Regions from separate parts of the Homo sapiens genome. Here regions 1 and 2 are each linked to region 3. A link is a contact called in ENCODE Hi-C or POLR2A ChIA-PET data. All regions are on one chromosome and are shown on one strand. Each heading gives the region's core, a stretch centred on a gene start or an enhancer-like site at or near the end of the contact. The rest is flanking DNA. Distances are from core to core; before and after follow the strand shown.

Region 1 (3,696 bases), core at 893-3,392, 200 kb before region 3:
AATATACGAGCAGGGAGGGGTTTCTTGGCACTTTTGGCAAACATTGGACTTCTGCCTGGTAAACAGATCTTTTTATCCTTTCTGTTCTGAAAATTCCTCCTTCTCCTTAACCAAGCCTCTGAGGACAGTAACACCCAAAGCATTCTATTCCAACACCTGTCTCCCCTGGTATGTCTCTGGGTTGGTGGAATTAGCATAGAGATTACTTTTATTTTCAGGGAGGGCCGTAAGACTATAGGAAATTGACTTTCAAAAAGTAGATGATTGTGATTAAATAAAATACAAAATGTTCTATTAATCTACTCTAAAAACAATTTAAGAAAATATATGTCCCAGTTTTATTTTATATTAATGCTCTTTAAAAAAAGAGATAAAAGGAGAAAGAGGAGGTGGAGAAAGGGAATGAAGAGGAAGATTGAAAAAGCTAGAAGGGAGAAGGCAGAAGAGTGGACAGACAAAATGATATAGAGACAGATAAATATTTATATACAGAGAGAAAGGGGGGAGAGAGTGAAAGAGCAAGACAGAGAGAAACAAAGATCTCAATTAAATGACAAATCTCAGAGAGTCATAAAATGATAGAAAGTCACTATCCACATTTATTTTACCATTTCCCTCATTCATCCATCCATCTATCCAATTGTTTGCTCAGAAGCATTTTTTTATATCAAGCCCCTTGCTGCAGCCCCACAGCCACAGTCTCTACCTTTAGAATGATGTCTCCTGGCAGTAGCCGGCCGTCTCTGGCGATCACCCCATCACGATAAATGTGTTGGATAATGATATGGACCAGTGGGGTTTCGCTACCTCCCACCAGCCTAATAGAGAGGCTTTCACTGGGATCTACTCGATTGATCTTGATGCTGGTAATTTCACCATCTGGAATCAGGTGGTACAACCTTGGAAAGACTGAAATGGACAAAGAGTGTTTATTTAAGACACCCACCCAATGGACCTTTCCAACTACTCTTCTTGCCAAACTTCAGTGTCAGCCAAACTAAACTATTCATTTTTCCTCATACATGTTTTCCATTTTCCTGCCTCTGTGTCAATGTAAGTTTCTCTGCTTGGAATGTTTTTCATCCTGAGCTTAAACCCAATTTTTCCTTCAAGGCCCTTCCAATTAAACTCTACCCTGATTCCTCCTTCCCTTGCTCTAAACAGCCCACTTCCTATAAAGCTTTCTAGCTATTTCTCATGGCACTCAACCCATTATTGTTATTTTTACCTTTTTGTTTTTGTTTCTGTTTTTTGAGACAGGGTCTTACTCTGTTGCCCAGGCTGGAATGCAGTGTCTCACTACAACCTCCGCCTCCTGAGCTCAAGTGATCTTCCCACCTCAGCCTCCCAAGTAGCTAAGACTACAGGCACATGCCACCATTCCTGGCAAATTTTTACATTTTTTGTGGAGACGGAGTTTTGTCATGTTGTCCAGGCTGGTCTTGAAATCCTGAGCCCAGGTGATCCACCCACCTCGGCCTCCCAAAGTGCTGGGATTACAGGTGTGAGTCACCTCTCCCAGCTTATACTCATTTCTTATATACCTCATATCATGCCCATAAAACCTGAGGGCATAAACTCTCGCTGTTCCATGGTTCTCTGCATATATCTCTGCATGCAGAGGCCTTCAGCTGAAGTTTACTGAATTAATAGAAGTGAATGAATCATTTTTAATGGAATGAATTGCAGTTTTATCGCTTGCTTATTGAGAGGTAAAAAACAGAACCAATTTGCCACTTTGCCCTCTCAGATAATTTTGAAAATTTCTTCCTTAAAGACTCTGCTTTTCAGGCTTGGGGGAACATCAGTTCTTTCTACCAGACATTGTTGTTAACAAATGGAAGAGGCCTGATTCATGATCAAGAAGAGGCCAAGGCCTAGTTGGTGGCCTTGAGCAGTTCATCCCTGGTTTGCCTGAAATCACTGAGTTCAGAGCAAGGAGATTCAAAGATCATCTAGGCTGGTGTTTTCAAACTGTATTTTTAAACTGATGAATCTGCTTTCCCCAAGAAATCTCTCCTAGCTCTCTTCTCATCTTTCATCCCATTGTGACCACACAGAAAACAGCTGCTCTAATTGTCCTGCTGCTTGACAGTGATAGTCAAACACTACAAGTGAGGAGGTTTAAGGCTGAGAGAAGGGGAGTGAAGTAACTGACTGGACATCCCAAAGTTAGGTGGTCCTGAGAGCCAGGTCAGAACCCAGAGTTCTTGTGACCGGTACTCTCTGTCAGGTATCCCTGGAGCCAGGGGTTCACAGCCAGGCCAGAGCCCATGAGGGACTTGCTCTATGGACCTATGAGCCAGCAGCACCGACTGGCATTGTTTTTTTTTTCACTTCAGTTTGAATAGAAGTGTTCAGAGGGGACACCAACAAGTGATGGGAACAAGCCACACCTAGCTTGGTGGAAAAAGGGGCTCCTCCAAGCAGCTAGAGGCTCAAGTTTGAATGTAAAGGGCTGAGATGCTTCTGTCTTCCGTAGGTGCTGACAGCTGCCTCACCTTAAGAGTCTCCTTTCGTTATGGCATCTGGAAAGATCTCACATGGCAGGCCTGCTTCTAGTTCCTTGTGAGCATTTTCAAAACCCGTGACCTTAGTCCATTTTCCCTAATGAATTAATAAGTACTCAACTCTCTAAGAACAATAAAGAATTAAAATTATTTCTAAGTATGTTAGGGCAAAGTAACTTAGTGGGCAGAGGAAACCCGAGATGTTGTAAATGTGGGTCCTTAATCTCTATACTGATTGAACTGAAGTGACTGCATAAGGCAGGGGTAAGCTGGCTTCAGCAGTCAGCTCCTGGTACTAACAGTACTCGGGTGATTGAGTTCAATTAATGTTTAAACTACTTTGGTTATATTAAGTAGGCTATACCACAGGCAATTGCTAGAACATGTCTGGTATAACAAGGGAATGGAAAAAAATTCATTCTGAGCAAAGAAAGATTTGGAAATAATCACAAAAGCCAATTTTCCCTCCCTCATTCCCCTTCCCTTGTTACCATCTTTTCCAACAGATTTACAAAAACCACACTGCCAAACCTAAACCGCTAGAGAATGTTTGATTTGATAGCTTGAAAGGACATACCATTCACACTTGTAAATGATGTTAGAGCAACACCAATGAGATCCTAGTGACCTTAAAGAGATAAAGGAATTTTTAAACTGCCAAACTTGTGTTGGTCTGGAAAGTAAAAAATTTGCTCAATATTATGTCCTTACTCAAGGACTAAAGGATATAATCTTATTAGCTGAGAGTTTGTTATATGCTGACATTGAGTTAAGGTATTTGAATGCATTTTTTTGTTTAGTCTTCACAATAACCCTATGAAATAGATGATAATAATCTTTTTTTTTTTTTTTTTTGGGGGTGGGGGGACAGGATCTCACTCTGTCACCCAGGCTGGAGTATAGTGGTACAATCTTGGCTCAAAGCAGCCTTGACCTCATGGGCTCAGGCAATCCTCCCATCTCAGACCAAGAAGCTGGGAGTACAGGTGTGTGCCACCATGTCCCACTAATTTCATTTTTTGTAGAGACAAAGTCTCACCATGTTCCCCAGGCTGGTCTCAAACTCCTGGGCTCAAGAGATCCTCTCACTTTGGCCTCCAAGTGCTAGGATTACCGGTGTAAGCCACCATGCCCAGACCCATCTCTGTCTTTTCAGATGAAGAAATGCTGAAGCTTAGAGCATTAA
Region 2 (3,672 bases), core at 711-3,210, 160 kb before region 3:
CTAAATACCAGGACTGCTGTTACCCAAAACCCACACTATCAAAGATATTGCTCGCTTCATATTTTCAAAGTCAGCTTTTGGAGGACAGGGACAATGGTTTCTTGTAATCTGCTGAGGGAGTCAACCCCAGTGAGGCTGTTCCTTCTCTGTAACCAGCTGCAATTAGGATTTCTACTGTCCTTGCATGGGGCATCCATGGCAAAGGTTGACTTGGCCATGTGGTTAGAACTGGAAATTCAGTATTTTCAGTATTTTCAGTTGCTCCAGTTGTTTTTGCTCGGGCTACTAATCAATACCAAATCTAGTGCTATCTGAATAAAATAAGATGGCATAGCAACTACCCCATTCTTGCTAACAACTCCAAATGACAACATGGTGGCTCACATCTGTAATCCCAGCACTTTGAGAGTCTGAGGCTGGCAGATTGCTTGAGCTCAGGAGTTTGAGACCAGTCTAGACAACATGGCAAAACCCTGTCTCTAAAAAAAAATACAAAAATTAGCCAGGCATGGGGGCGTGCACCTGTAGTCCCAGCCACTCGGGGGGCTTAGGAGAGAGGATGGCTTGAGCCCGAGTGGTTGAGGCTGCAGTAAGTCATGACTCCGCCACTGCACTCCAGCCTGAGTGAGAGTGAGACCCTGTCCCCGCCTCCCCAGAAAAGATAGTGAGGCTTTACTTGAGTGTGCTCCAACTCAACCTCAAGGTGCCATGCCACCTTGTAAGAAAGCTTGTTAAAAATAAGTGTTATTAGCCTGGCTGACATGGTGAAACCCCGTCTCTACTGAAAATACAAAAAATTAGCTGGGCATGGTGGTGGGTGCCTGTAATCCCAGCTACTCGGGAGGCTGAGACAGAAGAATTGCTTGAACCCAGGAGGGGGAGGTTGCAGCGAGCCGAGATTGCGCCACTGCACTCCAGCCTGGGCAACAAGCAAAGCTCTGTCTCAAAAAACAAAAAACAAAAAACAAAAAAACCCCCCTGTTATTATTATAAACAGAGCTACAGACTGTGTAGACATCGACACAGTGCTGATTTAAGTATCCTCACTTATTGGGGTCAAACATTTGTCTTTAGTAAAATAAGGGCACTGTATTTGATTCTAAAAATAAATGGCAGGAGAGCTGGGAATGGTGGCTGACGCCTGTAATCCCAGCACTTTGGGAGGCTGAGACGGGCGGATCACTTGAGGTCAGGAGCTCAAGACTAGCCTGGCCAACATGGTGAAACCCTGTCTCTTCTAAAAATACAAAAATTAGTTGGGTATGTTGGTGCTTGCCTGTAATCCCAGCTACCTGGGAGGCTGAGGCAGGAGAATCCCTTGAACCTGGGCGGCAGAGCTTGCAGTGAGCCGAGACCACGCCACTGCACTCCAGCCTGGGTGACAGAGCGAGACTCTAACTCAAAAAAAAAAGAAAAAAAAAAAAGAAAGAAAAGAAAAGAAAGAAAGAAATGGCAGGAATGCGTTCTGTGATTTCAGGATTCTCTAGTGAGTGGGTGGAGGTAACAACCAAGTTAGGATACCATTAGCAACTGAATCAACTTCAGCAAATGGCTCTCTAAAACTACACTGACTTGGCAAGATCATGTCAAAAAAAAGAGGTTGGGCTGAAAAAAATTATTTCTCTAAGGAAAAGTGTGAACAATTAGTGCCAAACTATTCACATAGTGGAAAGTTCCATGCTTTTGGAAGATGACACACTTGGTAGTTTCTAAGACTGATCTAATCAGCACATTTCATATATATTTTTTTTCTAAAAGAGACTTAGAGTTCATGATTCTTTTAGTGTAGATTCTAACCATTTATATCAAATGGAAAAAGCAGGGATCTATTCAGTTGTGTGTCAAATTCTTAGGATCACTGAATAGTTCTGACTTGAGACAAGAACAATATAAGGCCAAGAAAACGGACTGTTTCAATTAAGCTCAGCAGAAAAAAATACACATGAGCCAAAACAGAACGACTTAATACTTAGCAATCACTTAAAAATTTGTAAGCTCAGTCTGAGTCATTAAAAAAAAGTAGGCCAAGAAGCTTGAAGGAACACAGATTTACAAGTAAAAGAGGCAAACACTAAAATAAAAATGTTTAAACCCTGCAGTGCTAAACTACTTTCAGATAGCTTTGTAATAAGTGAAATTTGGAGAATTATATAAACCCCTCACAGATAAGCTTGGACAAAAAATAGGTGAAGGAATATTTGGCAAACATGAGCATGCATAAATCAGCTGCTCCAGATGACACATGGCCCTGGGGAATAGAATTTGACTAATATGCTTACTGAACAATGGTGCAGTAAAAATGAATAATTATTTCTGAAAAATTACCTTGCACTCAGGGGGATGTCAGAAGACTGGAACAAGGCCAACAACATGTGATAGTGATGCAGAGAGAAAACAGAAGGAAAGGGTAGTGAAAAATTAGTGTATGAGATATGCAATTGTCAGCTTGAAAAATTGGGAATAACTATTAGGAAAGTAAAATTGAGTTTCCAGAAAACCAGGGATAAATAAACAAAGGACAGTTTGCATTTAAATGATCACAGACAAATTCATGAGATTATCTTAAAGATTGTAATACTGTTGTTGTAATTAAGAATACAAAGGGATGGGGTAGGGGGTGGATTGAGCTGAATGCGCAGTGTCTTGGGATTTTATATTCACTGTTAGTCCAAAGAAAGCTGAAAATGATCAGAAATCACAAACTAAGGGGGCATTAAGCCCAGCCATGGGAAGGTGTTTCAAAGAGTGTCCTAACAATCACCATCACATTGATCTGAATCAATACTCTGACTGATGACCTAGGAGCAAGTGTCACAAAATTTATGGATGACACTGAGGTGGGGAATGCCATAGAGGACAGAGGCAAGAGGAGGGAAAAAATAGGTTAGACATGGGTACATCTGCAATTAGAGAAAATCCATGACAAAGACATGAACAGACTGGAGTAATTTAGAAGGCAACACAATTTCGGAATGAGAAAATTCAACATTAATTTACACTGAGTAAGAATAGGGGTCAAGGTGGAGAAGGCCATTGGCATTTGCAATTGCATTTAAATCTGTATTCGGAACACGTGACCCAGAGTGATGTTTAACCCGGTAAGAACCCCCCTCTCCCATCAGGAATAAATCAGGGGGAAAGCAAGTGGAAGTAGAGGGAACTGATGGTCATGAGCCCACCCAGGTGCCAGCTCCTCTAACGTGGTTCTCACTTGCTACTCAGGAATCCTGTGCTGTAGGAATCATTAGCACTTCATAGGTGTGGATTTGGAGTCAGATTGTCCTGTCTGCTACTTTTGTTTTTAAATAGAGATGAGGGTCTCACTATGTTGCTCAGGCTTGTCTCAAACTCCTGAGCTCAAACAATTCTCCTGCCTCAGCCTCCCGAAGTGTTATAATTACAGAAACGAGCCACCACGTCTGTCCTGTGTGCTACTGTTATCCGAAGGTCAGTTGCCCTCATGGCTGGCTCCCTTCCTCACTTCTTTCTGGGTTCTGCTGCTTTCTTGGCAAGGCCTGCTTATGTAGAACAGCATCTCCTTACCTGCTTTATTTATTTCATGCCACTTATTTCCATCTGATGTACTACATGTGTGCTTATTTACTGCCCTCTCACTGGAATATAAGTTTACTGCAGAATCCCCACAGCCTAGAACATGCCTGATATGTCATA
Region 3 (3,776 bases), core at 1,231-3,730:
AAAATGATCTCCTTTGACTCCAGGTCTCACATCCAGGTCATGCTAATTCAAAAGGTGGGTTCCCATGGTCTTGGGCAGCTCCACCCCTGTGGCTTTGCAGGATACAGCCTCTCTCCCACTGCTTTCACGGGCAGGCATTGTGTGTCCGTGGCTTTTCCAGGTGCACAGTGCAAGCTGCCTGTGGATCTACCATTCTGGGGTCTGGATGACGGTGGCCGTCTTCTCACAGCTCCACTAGGCGGTGCCCCAGTAGGGACTCTGTGTGGGGGCTCCGACCCCACATTTCCCTTCTGCACTTCCCTAGGAGAGGTTCTTCATGAGGCCCTGCTCCTGCAGCAAACTTTTGTCTGGGCATCCAGGCATTTCTATACATCTTCTGAAATCTAAGTGGAGATTCCCGAACCTCAATTCTTGACTTCTGTGGACTGCAGGCTCAACACCATGTGGAAGCTGCCAAGGCTTGGGGTTTGCACACTCTGAAGCCACAGCCCAAGCTCTATGTTGGCCCCTTTCAGCCACATCTGGAGCAGCTGGGACACAGGGCACCAAGTTTCTAGGCTGCACACAGCACAGGGACCCTGGGACTGGCCCATGAGACCACTTTTTCCTCCTGGGACTCCAGGCCTGCGATGAGAGGGGCTGCTGTGAAGGTCTCTGACTTGGCCTGGAGACATTTTCCCCACAGTCTTGGGGATTAATATTAGACTCCTTGCTACTTATGCAAATTTCTGCAGCTGGCTTGAATTTCTCCTCAAAAAATGGGTTTTTCTATTCTACTGCATCATCAGGCTGCAAACGTTCTGAACTTTTACGCTCTGTTTTCCTTTTAAAATGGAATGCTTTTAACAGCACCCAAGTCACCTCTTGAATGCTTTGCTGCTTAGAAGTTTCTTCTACCAGACACCCTAAATCATCTCTCCCAAGCTCAAAGTTCCACACATCTCTAGGGCAGGGGCAAAATGCCGCCAGTCTTTTTGCTAAAACATAGCAAAAGTCGCCTTTGCTCCAGTTCCCAACAAGTTCCCCATCTCCATCTGAGACCACCTCAGCCTGGACCTTATTGTTCATATCACTATTAGCATTTTTGTCAAAGCCATTCAACAGGTCTCTAGGAAGTTCCAAACTTTCCCACGTTTTCCTGTCTTCTTCTGAGGCCTCCAAACTGTTCCAAACTCTGCCTGTTACCCAGTTCCAAAGTCGCTTCCACATTTTCAGCTATCTTTTCAGCAACGCCCCACTGTACTGATACCAACTGACTGTATTAGTCTGTTTTCACGCTGCTGATAAAGACATACCTGACACTGGGAAGGAAAAGAGGTTTAATTGGACTTACAGTTCCACATGGCTGGGGAGGCCTCAGAAACATGGCGGGAGGCAAAAGGCACTTCTCACATGGCAGTGGCAAGAGAAAAATGAGGAAGAAGCAAAGGCGGAAACCCCTGAAAAACCCATCAGATCTCATGTGACTTACTCACTATTACGAGACTAGCATGGGAAAGACCAGCCCCCATGATTCAATTACCTCCCCCTGGGTCCCTCCCGTGACACATGGGAATTCTGGGAGATACAATTCAAGTTGAGATTTGGATGGGGACACAGCCAAACCATATCACTGGGGGAGGAAGGCACCGTGGTAGTGCTATGGACCGAATCATGTCCCCTCCATATTCGTATGCTGAGGCCTTGAGCCCCAATGTGAATATATTTGGAGATGAGTCCTTTCTGGAAGTAATTAAGGTTAAATGAGGTCATAAGGTTAGGGCCCTGATCTGATAGAATTTATGTCCTTTTAAGAATAGACACCAGAGCGCTTGCTCCAGGTGCACAAAGTAGTGGCCATGTGAGCATACACTGAGAAAGCAGCCATCTGCAAGCCAGGAAGAGGGCCCTTACCAGCCATTCTAGTCCCCTGATCTTGGACATCCAGCTTCCAAAACTGTGAGAAACCGATTTTTGTTATTGAAATCGCTTAGCCTTTGGTATTTTGTTCTGGCACCCTGGCAGACTAATATAAGTAGGGGTAAGCAGGTTATTAACCAGAAAGAGACACAAAGGAGCTTTTCACATAAGGGCGATGGATATATTCTGTATCTTGATCAGGGTAGTAGTTACGTGGGTGGATACATAGGTGAACAAGTTTATCAAACTGTCAGTTTCAGATTTCTACATTCTTGTGCATATAAATTTTCCTAAACTTGAAAAAGGCCGTCTTATCCCCATCTTTCCCAATGGAATCTGTGTTTCAAAAAGATAACAATATAGTGTTCATGCCTTCAAACAGGCCTGGTAGAAAGGAAATTAACATACATTATTTATCTCGTATATATGTATGTTTCTGCCTGTAATAAATAATGGGGATTGAGCACTTAGCACAAGAGTAAGCAACTGCCAAATGCAGCTCTGGGTTCAGACCTGTATGGGGCAGACCTGAGAGCCAGGCCCCTTTCCCTACCATACTGAAACTGACAGCAAAGCCGCTCAGCTAAGGGGATGTGCAGAAAGGACGCCCTGGGGTCTCCTGAGGCTGCAGGGCGGCCGGGGAGCCCTGGGGTCAGGAGGGCAACTTTCTGGGGCACAGTGCTCGAGTCACCTCTCCGAGGAACGGCTCTGCCTGCACTGCTTCTTGTACTTTGTTTACCCGCCCCTAGGAAAAGAGCTGTGAAGATGATCGTAGGGAGCAAGCAGTGAGGCGGCAAATGGCTCTGAGAGGAGCCACGCAGACAGCTGGGCAGCCGTGCCAAGAACAACAGGAAGCTCGCGGCCCCACCCCTGCTCGCTGCAGCCCTGGCCTGGAGACCCAGGGTTATTTGCTTTGAAGGGCCCTCTGCAGATGTTACATAAACAAAACCTCCATTGACTCCAGTTCTGAGCCTGGCCTAAAATAGCCCGCGGGCTTCCCCCTACCACTGTGCAGTTTCGCCGCCATCCCTTTTGGTCCCCTTGTGTGCTAGCTGCTTCCCTCCATTGACCACATGTGCAGACAACTCTCGCCAGTGTCCCTAAGAGGCCAGTTCCCTGGGGAACAAAAAGTGGGGCTCGTTTGCCTTCCCTGGCAGGTCAGACACAAAGCATCCCTGTAAGACCTTTGATGGCTACTGGCCAAGGGACACGTTTCCCCTCCCCAGGGAGGCAGGAAGCTGGGCTGAGGCACAGTGGGGTTTGGTCAGCAGCCAGCACAAGAGGGACTGTGCTTTCTCTCTGTGTCTGTGTCTCTTTCTGTGTGTGTCTGCGTCTCTCTCTCTCTCTGTCTCTTTCTCTCTCTTTCCTAAGGGCAAGCTCTCCAGGTAAGGGCACGAGTTCTTCGTCAGCGTCTCTATTTTCACTTGATGTAACGACTGAACACTCTACTCTTGACTCTTCCTCCAAGCTCCTATAAAATTCCCTGACCCCATTTGCACTTCAGCTCCTTCATTCTGCAGAAAACCATTCCTTCGTGAACATCTGGAGAATCACAGATCCGTGCCACAGCACGGGGTCACTCTGGGCCTTGCCACTCAACATGGGTCCCTGGAAGCTATTATCATCTTTTCCCTTTGACCTCCTGCACTTCTCCAGGATCTTAACTCATAAAATAAAACCAAAAACAACACCAGCAATAAAAACATATTTATGTCAAATACTTACTATGTGCCTGATACAAGGCTAAGCATTTTATGTGTTTTATTTTATTTCATATTGAACAGTCTTATGAGATTGGTACAATAATTATCTCCAGCTGACAGAAGGACAAACTGCAGTTTGGAAAAATTATAGAACTTGTACAAGATGTGACAGAG

The links. Hi-C counts contacts between places; a loop is a spot of excess contacts on that map. ChIA-PET counts read pairs that join two places held with the same protein, here RNA polymerase II (POLR2A). Pooled maps may share reads with other maps.
Region 1: a loop to region 3 is called in a map of ovary, with 2.2 times the contacts of the local background. The contact joins the promoter of LNX1-AS1 here to the enhancer-like site in region 3. A Hi-C loop is called at or near these places in 19 of 168 maps with a recorded cell type or tissue (GM12878, HepG2, MCF 10A and 10 more), 5 of 37 single-sample maps with no recorded cell type and 17 of 50 pooled maps. POLR2A ChIA-PET finds 5 or more read pairs at or near these places in 1 of 52 experiments (BJ).
Region 2: a map of PC-3 shows a loop between it and region 3 (2.2-fold over the local background). The contact joins two enhancer-like sites. A Hi-C loop is called at or near these places in 7 of 168 maps with a recorded cell type or tissue (PC-3, Right ventricle myocardium inferior, chondrocyte and 2 more) and 8 of 50 pooled maps.

What each region holds. Positions count from the first base shown.
Region 1 is chr4:53,497,935-53,501,630 of GRCh38, forward strand. It overlaps LNX1-AS1 (LNX1 antisense RNA 1), which reads left to right and starts at 2,143. Exons shown (of 4, transcript NR_046622.1): 1 at 2,143-2,193; 2 at 2,483-2,568. It overlaps LNX1 (ligand of numb-protein X 1), which reads right to left. Exons shown (of 11, transcript NM_001126328.3): 5 at 707-909.
Region 2 is chr4:53,539,736-53,543,407 of GRCh38, forward strand. All of the region lies in intron 2 of LNX1 (ligand of numb-protein X 1), which reads right to left. Among named protein-coding and RNA genes, the nearest start is that of LNX1-AS1, 41 kb to the left of the region's middle. Within about 2 kb of position 1,961, at least 7 of the 41 ENCODE cell types and tissues checked have a DNase peak (open chromatin) inside an H3K27ac peak, as active enhancers do; they include PC-3, where a contact is called at or near this core.
Region 3 is chr4:53,700,036-53,703,811 of GRCh38, forward strand. The region is part of intron 1 of LOC100506444 (a long non-coding RNA gene); the gene reads left to right. Among named protein-coding and RNA genes, the nearest start is that of LNX1-AS2, 110 kb to the left of the region's middle. RefSeq lists an enhancer at 2,516-2,635. Within about 2 kb of position 2,481, at least 31 of the 41 ENCODE cell types and tissues checked have a DNase peak (open chromatin) inside an H3K27ac peak, as active enhancers do; they include GM12878, PC-3, ascending aorta and 4 more, where a contact is called at or near this core.